Regions from separate parts of the Homo sapiens genome. Here region 2 is linked to region 1. A link is a contact called in ENCODE Hi-C or POLR2A ChIA-PET data. All regions are on one chromosome and are shown on one strand. The core of a region is the stretch at or near the end of the contact, and the rest is flanking DNA. Distances in the headings are between cores, read along the strand shown. Region 1 overlaps FOXP1 (forkhead box P1). Region 2 overlaps FOXP1 (forkhead box P1).

Evidence for each region. Hi-C counts contacts between places; a loop is a spot of excess contacts on that map. ChIA-PET counts read pairs that join two places held with the same protein, here RNA polymerase II (POLR2A). Pooled maps may share reads with other maps.
Region 2: a pooled map shows a loop between it and region 1 (2.6-fold over the local background). The contact joins two enhancer-like sites. A Hi-C loop is called at or near these places in 3 of 168 maps with a recorded cell type or tissue (PC-3, Right ventricle myocardium inferior and heart right ventricle) and 5 of 50 pooled maps. POLR2A ChIA-PET finds 5 or more read pairs at or near these places in 8 of 52 experiments (A549, CD4-positive, alpha-beta T cell, Panc1 and 4 more).

What each region holds. Positions count from the first base shown.
Region 1 is chr3:71,126,061-71,130,360 of GRCh38, reverse strand. All of the region lies in intron 6 of FOXP1 (forkhead box P1), which reads left to right. Among named protein-coding and RNA genes, the nearest start is that of FOXP1-AS1, 160 kb to the left of the region's middle. RefSeq lists an enhancer at 1-636. Within about 2 kb of position 2,925, at least 10 of the 41 ENCODE cell types and tissues checked have a DNase peak (open chromatin) inside an H3K27ac peak, as active enhancers do.
Region 2 is chr3:71,045,402-71,049,967 of GRCh38, reverse strand. FOXP1 (forkhead box P1) reads left to right here. Exons shown (of 21, transcript NM_001349338.3): 10 at 2,873-3,026. Among named protein-coding and RNA genes, the nearest start is that of FOXP1-AS1, 240 kb to the left of the region's middle. Within about 2 kb of position 2,947, at least 4 of the 41 ENCODE cell types and tissues checked have a DNase peak (open chromatin) inside an H3K27ac peak, as active enhancers do.

The DNA of each region.
Region 1 (4,300 bases), core at 1,676-4,175:
CTCCTCTCTCCATCAGAGGCTTTTTTCTTTTTAGAGATTTGAGAGGACCGTTTCCTTCTAACTCCTTGTTTAATTCACTCTTGTTTTCAAATATGTCTTTGGATATAATCAGCTAAGTAAGCAGCCGGGTGGTGTCAGGATAGTTTTATAGGCTAAACGTAGATTGGAACCTCTCTCTGCTTACTGTGACATTGTTTCGTGTTGCCTTCTTTTTCTTCCTGTTATCACAAGTAGTAAGAGAATGTGGGGATGGTGCCTTTGTAATTCTGCATCTACAGAATTGTCCCCTGATGTTTGCATCACGACACCGTCATCATTTGTGAATCGGTCTTGGTAATATTTGTACCAATTTCATGCCAATAAAAGTCAGACTGCTGAAACACGCACGGTCATTATCTCATTCATATTCCTATTGTTTCAACGGAGTGGGCTGCAGAGGGAAAGGGAAAGCCTGCCTCACTTTCCGTGATGGTTGTTAACTTTGATGTTGGAAGGCTCTTTTCAAAATTTTCCTTGTGGATAATCAGTATAGCAGGAAAAGCCCTTGGACTTGGGCTGCCTCCTGGCTCTGAGTAGAAGAGCAATCTAACGGCTCTCTTAGTCCTTTCTGTTGAAATGACTTTTTAAACACATGATTTGACATTTTTGAAAAAGGTTCCACCTTTTCCTGTCTGTAGTCACTCCTTTTGCCTCTCTCCCCTCCCTCCACACCCCCCTTCCCTGACCCCCAACTTCAGTTTAATTGGTAAGCCAGGTGTTAATATTTCTTTTTTAACTATATGGTGGTCAGGGAATAGACAGGAAATGGAAAATAAGCTCTTTTGATCTTAAGAGAATTGTTATTACTGTGAACCTCGTTTGCTAGTCCGCAGTCTAAATATTTTTAAATTTTAGTATCTAAAACAGCATCTATTAGAATAGAGAAAGAAATATGCTCTGGGGTTGTCCAAACCTCTCATAGAAGAAACATTTAGATACATAAAATAATTGTATGTATGTGTGTGTGCATGTGTGTGTATTGCTATCGCTATGGTGGCTTTTTTGAATGTTCAGAAGTTGTTCTCTTTTGCAAGAAAAAATAAGATGTTTGCGACTGCCTTAAGGACAATTTGTTTAACAGTAGGAGTAATTGCAGGGAAAATGGAAAGAGTGACTGAAGGTATTTACTCAGATGTTAGTGTAGGTGTGGGGGCCGAAAACTCAGTGTGGGAACAGTGGGCTGCTTTTCTTGGTATCTTAGTCTATTTGATGACCATCAAATTTCCCAGCTCGCTCGTTTTGTTTTTTCTGGATGGCATGTTTGATTATTTATCAGAAGGGGAAGGGAGTAGCTGAAGCAAATAAACATGTGACCAAGTTCTGTTTTGTTTTCCACTCCGAAAGCCATGCCCTTTAACAGATATACAGAAAATAATAAATGCATTGTCTTATGATAAAAGGAAATTATATGTGTCTTTTTTTTTTTAAGGCAAGTGAGTTAACCCTTAAGGCTCAGGAGGCTTTTTGCCTTCTGAGAATTTGCCAGGCTTTTTATTGAGAATTAGCCTATTGCAACTAATGGTTTTATGGGACAGGATTTCCCAGGATTACTTGGTTCATTAATTTAGCTTTTTCTAGACAGTTCACTTAGGAATGTCTGCCTCAGTAGTTCGACTGTGTGGTGTATGTGTGTGTGTTTTAAATAATAATACCATTGGACAAACCAGTGACTCTTACCGTTTTGTCGAAGGCTATATTCTGATGTTTAAAGCTAAACATGAATAGCTCAACTAAAGGAAAGTATACCATAGTGTCTGTGGCTAGGGTACAACGTAATTTATCAGAGGCCAACATTTTGCCCCTCTCTTTAAAGATGTTAGGCAGGTGCTGTAATACAGAGAGTCTACTTATATGTCTGTGTCCCTCAGAAATACCTTCTAGTCTTTAATATTATGTAACCCATTTCATTATCTTCAAGGCTGTCATTATCTCAAATTGATTCCTCCAGAGGCCAAGGGAAAGGCTCAAATCTATATTAAATTTAGATTTAAAATTTGCGTTTTTTTTTTTTTTAGTTCTCAAGTGGGGTTTGCATGGCTTTGTGAAATCATTCTTAATATGTAGGCATTCACTGATATATGTGCGCATACTGGCACATTCTTTAAATACCGGAACATGATTTTCTGTAGGGGCTTCCTTACTTCTCCACATCCTGAAGAAGTGATGTGCGTGATTCTAGCACAGTGCCTGGCCCAGTCGTATCAAGACCTATAAATCACAACTGAAAATCTGTTTCATTGCCTATACTGTTTTGGAATGTGAATTGAAAATATGCACACAGAAGGGATTCCCTCTTCCTTGACTATATAAGGGAACGGTGCAGCAGAGGCTCAGATACAGTGCAACTTTCATGAGTATTGCCCTGCAGATAACTAGGAGGTTGCTTTGCCCTTGAGAAGACAAGGATGGAAGCAGTGGCCTTTCCGCCTCTCTCCAAAAGGCAGTTGGGTTGGATAATCATACTTTGTATTTATACGGAGCCCTTTGTCTGTAGAAATCAAAGTGCCTGACTAATGCTAACTTGTTAATACTCAGAACACCCCAGGGACATAGGTAGGCTGCAAAGATTATCCCAGTTTTGAGGTGGGAAAATGTCCTGTTGTTAAAATCATTTACAATTTCCGGGTGTGTCTGTATTTAATGCTCAGGCTAGACCTGGAAGCGCTGTGATCTAGAGATCATGAGAAGCATTTTTTCCTGTGACATAGTCAGCCCTGACCACAGGCAGTCTCATGAGAAAGTGTTTTACCATGAAGAAACTGGCCTGGAAAATATAGCTAGTGCATGATGTTGATGGTTGGGGGAGGGAGGAGGTGGTGAAGACTAATCGTTCTTTATTTTAATCTATTTAGGGTCAAAGGATGTATTTTTTTTAAAGATACAGCATGGGCTGAAACTTCTGATTTTTGTTTTGTTTCTCTTTAACTCAATATGATGTTGGCAATTTAACTTCCACAAAAATCAAGTCAAGTTTGTTCTTTGTGAAGAAACAGATACAGTACTGCTTATGGGCGCTGCAAAGTTAAGTCAGCGGTTGCTCTGTAGTTTCATGCTTTGGGGGCAAAAGAATTGAAACCTGCTGTTAACCTGGTATGGTACTGTGTGATTCTTCAATTCTGGAGTGCCGTGGGCCTCCTTCCTGGGTTTCTAAAGCACAGTGTAAAAATTAGACAAGTGCCATTTACTGTTCAGACTCCTTCGTTGAAAGCTTTTCCAGAAAACTCCACAGTAGGGTGGAGGTGCCTGGGTTGTTTGGCTCCTGAAGCTGTTTGTTTGTTGGAACCTGAATATAGAAATTAGATTTGAAAAAAAAATCTCTACTCAAAATGTGCTTTTAATTTCAAAATGTAATTTTCAAAAGACCATACAAAATGATTCCAGTTTTTGCTTAAGAAATATTCTTTTCTTTTTTCTTCTTTCTTTTTTTTTTTGTTTTTGTTTTTTTTTTTTGTTTGTTTTTTTTTTTCTTTTTGGTTTGTTTGTTTCGTTTTTTTCTTTGAGACAGAGTCTTGCTCTGTAACCCAGTCTGGGGTACAGTGGTGCTATCTCAGCCGACTGCAGCCTCCATCTCACGGGTTCAAGGGATTCTCATGCATCGTCCTCCTAAGTAGCTGGGACTACAGGTGTGCACCATCACACCTGGCTAATTTTTGTATTTTTAGTAGAGACGGAGTTTTGCCATGTTGCCTGGGCTGGTCTCCAACTCCTGGGCTCAAGCGGTCTCCCTGCCTCGGCCTCCCAAAGTGCTGGGATTACAGGCGTGAGCCACAGTGCTTGGCCCAAGAAAATTTCTTTTCTTTTCTTTTTATTTTTATTTATTTGATTATTTTTTTGAGACAGAGTCTCACTCTGTGGCCCAGGCTAGAGTACAGTAGTGTCATCTCGGCTCACTGCAAGCTCTGCCTTCCGGGTTCACGCCATTCTCTGGCCCTAGCCTCCAGAGTAGCTGGGACTACAGGCGCCTGCCACCACGCCTGGCTAATTTTTTTTTTTGTATTTTTAATAGAGACGGGGTTTCGCTGTGTTAGCCAGTATGGTCTCGATCTCCTGACCTGGTGATCCGCCCGCCTTGGCCTCCCAAATTGCTGGGATTACAGGTGTGAGCCACCACGCCCGGCCAAAAATTTCTTTTCTTAATCATATCCCCAAATGCTGACAATGTGTCATTGCAGGTGATGGTGTCATATTTTTTATTTTTCTCCCAATTCATGTATACATTTTACATATCTTCTACCATGAAGTTATTACTTTCATAATCTAT
Region 2 (4,566 bases), core at 1,698-4,197, 80 kb after region 1:
TATCCTTTGAGGTAGGCAGACCAGTGGATGGGTCTCCTTGGATTCATGGTGCCAGTGGATTTGTCTGAGACCCAGGGTAACAATGCTTAGGAGATCTGTAGTTTCCTGAGGTAGGGACCAGTCTCCTGGAATTATCATGCAGGTGGTGGTCCTTTTGTGCTAAAATGAGATGGAGTCACACGGTAGCATTTTCATGATGTGGACTGGTGGTTATGATTTTAACAAGGTTTGAACTTGGTTGTTGACAGATGGAACAAGTATGTTAATTTACTGAGTCCCCAGTCATTAGCGGCTCATAATTTTATATTGTCAGGCTCCCCCCACCCCCTTTTTTTCCTGTTTTGATTACCTCTGCAATAAGACACCTGATCTTTGGCCAGAACGATGTACCTTTGCTCTTTTTTTTTTCCTTCCCTCCTAAAGTTGCCTTGAGATGTTTCCTTGGGAAAGTTTGGCTCCATATTGGGTTGGACCAAGACAGGACCTTCCTTAAGAAGATACGTGCTCTTAGGTAGGGGAGGAAGAGAGGATGTAGGCCCAATACAGCTATTGAAGTGACTGCTCATGAATATTGGACAGAAGTGGTGAGGAAAATAGACAGCAGAATTCATTTTAAATCGAGCTACAAAAAAAGATTCCATCCTGTGCGGGTGAGGTAGGCTAAGTTGATTGTTTTAAAAGGGCCGTTTGTCCCGGGCAGTTATGACAGTTTATGTTAGGCAGTAGGGAGTAGCCGAAGAAAGGAAAACAGACCTTTGACTGCAGCTCTAGGGAGGGGATCCGAAACTCGAGGTTTATCAGGGCATTTTAGCATTTTAACACTGACTACTGACCTGCCGAGGGGACTGCACGGAGACCTTTTTTGTATGCATTCAATTGTGAGAAGTAAACAAATGGACCCGTATCCTGTGTTTGGTAACTGGGTGGGGAGCGCAGTTTGGCAACCGGTGTTGCTTTTAAATTCTTTCTTTGGACAATGGGCCTTGTATACTTTTATATCCTGGCTTTTCAAACGTAGACAGCTTTCATGAGCTTTTTCCTAGGGATGGCCACAGAGACAACAGAAAAGGCATCAGTCATTTTACATAAATACAAAATTTTTAAACATTTCATTTACAGTAAGGCAGGAAACACCCTCCCCCACCTCCAGCTGTACCCCCCCCATTATAGTCTGCTTTCAGAAAAGCTAATTCCCTGATCTTTTATTGTGTCAATGTTGTTTTTTTCTCTTCCCTTTTTTTTGTAATGTTGTGAGTTAATATCTGTTGAAGAAGTGAAAAAATCGTTTTGACATGAATATAACTATCACTGGGTTTTACATTAATGTGATAACTTGGGAAGGGGTGAAAACAATTGGATCATTTTATGCATGCTGTTCTTAAAATGAAAACACTGGCTTTTCATTTAAATTTATTTAAATTTTTGTTGTTAGTGGTATAGAATTTGTTTTTTGGAGTGAAACTCAATTAACTTTCTCAGTGGCATGGTAGTAAGTCTGAAATTGGTTGCTAATATGAGAATGATGGTTTTTACTGTAAAATAAACTACATGAAGACCGAAAGGAAACCACCATTTTTCTCTTTCTTTGAACTTTGCATCAGAAGGTCTTGATATACATACCATTTTATGGATGTATCAGATCAAGGTCATGTGTTAGGTTAAGTGAATGCAGTTGTTTGTAAAGTATAGTTATTAGCCAGAACATGTAAGCTCTGAAAGGGCTTGGATAGTCCTTTTAGTTGTAAAAGTCTCTCTGATCTTTTGAATCATACTCAGAATTAGGAACACTGATCTTGTTCTTTTCTTGAAGAAACTTTTCTTTTTTTTTTGCTACAGTTTGGGAAGGGTTAGTTTTCCTTTTATAATTGTTAGCCATAATGTGGCTAAGACCTCCACCTCGATACGATTGCTAGCAGATTAAGGATATTAGATAATTTCCTTCTATTTATTGTACTACTGCACTGTATTATCTTTCTATCACTCAGATAATTACTGAGGAAATCTACATTAATTTTTTTGGCTGAAGCAAGGCCTGCTAAACACAGGAATGATGTATTGATGTTTTACACAACAAAAGTTTTCCTCCTGTCATTGTCCAATCAACAAAAAGATATTTATCATATCGTAAAGCCCCTTCTTTTCAAGAACAAAGCAGATGGGGGAAGCAGGACAAGCCACCAGACCTGGGAGTTTCTGAGACTAAAGCCATGTTAAGGCATCTGAAGCTTAGACTGTCGTTCATGTTAAACTCACAGTCGAGTACGATGTTGTTTGCTAAATTATGAATGTGTGTAATTAAAATCTAGTGGCTGTTTCTGTGAAAGATTTACAATGTTATTTCATCGTTTGTCATGGCTAATTAACAATATTAGATGAAGTTTTTCTTCTTCAAAGGTCTGATTTTTTCTCATTTATTTATGTCAGAAGTGATAAACAGAGTAGTTAAAAGCTTCTGCCGGTGCAGGCAGGGAGGGAGGCAACTTGTTCTTTTACACCTCAAAGGTTCGGGGTTCAGACCCCTTCAGACTAGAGTGATGCAGTCTTCTCTCTAGTGTGCATAATTAAAAATTTCAAAGTCTAAAAGTTTACATCTTGATGACAAAACTCAGACCTTTCAAACTGGGGGGAAAGCTGGCTTGATGGACGAATTATGTGTTTATGGGAGCGGGCAGTAGAAAGATAACACGCTCATCTCCCCACCCCTCCTCAGAGGAGGTATGCTTTGTCCCTTTTAAACCTTGACACGGAGCCCTCCACTGAGCTCCAGTGACCATTCTCAGCATTTGATGATGATGGTGAGTTTTGAAGTGTCCATACTTTTAACCTTCCTTGGGAAGTGGCCATCTCATTTTTTCTTCCTGATTTCTTACAGCAACAGCAGGTGGCTACCCAGCAGTTGGCTTTTCAGCAGCAGCTTTTACAGATGCAGCAGTTACAGCAGCAGCACCTCCTGTCTTTGCAGCGCCAAGGCCTTCTGACAATTCAGCCCGGGCAGCCTGCCCTTCCCCTTCAACCTCTTGCTCAAGGTATGCGTTGATTTTACAGAAGGCATAGCTCTGTGAAGACTTTGGGTGGAGGTGGTGGGTTGTCTCTTGGTATATTTGTTAAGGACATTGTCCATCAAAACATGCACATAGATTCTTTTAAGAAAAGTGGAGTGGGATAATGATGGACCCATGTAGAAGGTGAAATGCTTGTTGATGCCAAAATGAAGTCTCAGGGTGGTCTGAAGGCTTAGCTGTAACAGAGCAATCCCACTGTTGGACACTCTTGGAGTAAGAGAATGAGGCGCTACTTTTCACTTACTGAGCATTTTAATGGACTCTTGCAGTGTTTCTGTTTGGAACCACAAAGGAATTTTCCTGAGGGCTTTTATTATTCATTTAAGACATTTTATACCATGTAACATGTGCTATTTTAAATCTTAGTAATGCTTTATAAATGCCATGTTTTAATATCTAGGGATAAATTCAGGTTTATTTTTCTGTAAACGATAGAAATCAACCACTTTCTCTTATAAAAAGGAAAACTTTGTTTAGTTTCCTTTTTTTTTCTTTTTGCATTCATCTGTTGATTTTTGAGCAAATTAGTTCTACACTCATCAGAACAGGTACCACTTCCATCTCCAGTTCCTCAACAACTGAGATCACATGAAAAGTAAGATTTTATACATTTAGTAAATTTCTTTTACAAAGCCCACTGACATTTTATCCCAAGGGTGATGGACATCAGAAACAAATGGGAACTCTAGGTGTTTTTAGGACATCCTCTTGGTTTAAGCAACTCTGACTTTCACATATGTAATGTGAAAGCAGATGGATTATTCAGAACTAGAAAGGAAGGTGGGAGGGAAGGAGGAAGGGATGTCAAGAGGGAGGGAGGGCGGACAGGCAGGCAGGAAGGAAAGAGAAAGTAGAAAGTGCCATGCCTGTGTTTTGAAACACAATTCCTCCATCTATGCATGGTAGGGCAGATTTGAGTTGCCTCCTCAAGGGCAGCAGTTCTTTGAACTCTAGTAGATTTGGATGTTGGTTTATATGTACCTTAAAGGCTGATAGCTAAAGCCACTGCTGTCTTGGATTCAGTTGCCTTCTAAAGAAGGTTAAAAATGTGGAAACTCCTTCGTGTTGCTTAAAGCATGGCCATTTGTTTGGTAACTTTTGGTGTCAAGTGAAGTCAGGGAAGCATGTCTGCATTTGAATCTTTTCCCTTGAGTCCACCACACCCAACTTCTGTCCCTTATGAGGCTGATTTTGTTTTTAGTATCGAGACCAGGGCTTTTTCCTCTTAACTTCTCTCTTGCCCCTCCACTCCTTTCTGCCATGACTGCTCAGCTGCTTGATACATACTCAGCATCTCCATTGTCAAAATAGAAGATGTCGTAACTGAGCAATACAAGGAGAAAAGAAAGAATATATATATGTACATCAGTTAATGCATTTTTGTGCTTGCAGAATGTCATAGCGTGTGTTAATTACACCTTTGGGTTTATTGTTGGAAATATGGCAGGCTGTTCTGACACACCTACCGGACTTGAGCTCCAACCTCTCTCATCAAGTTTGCTCA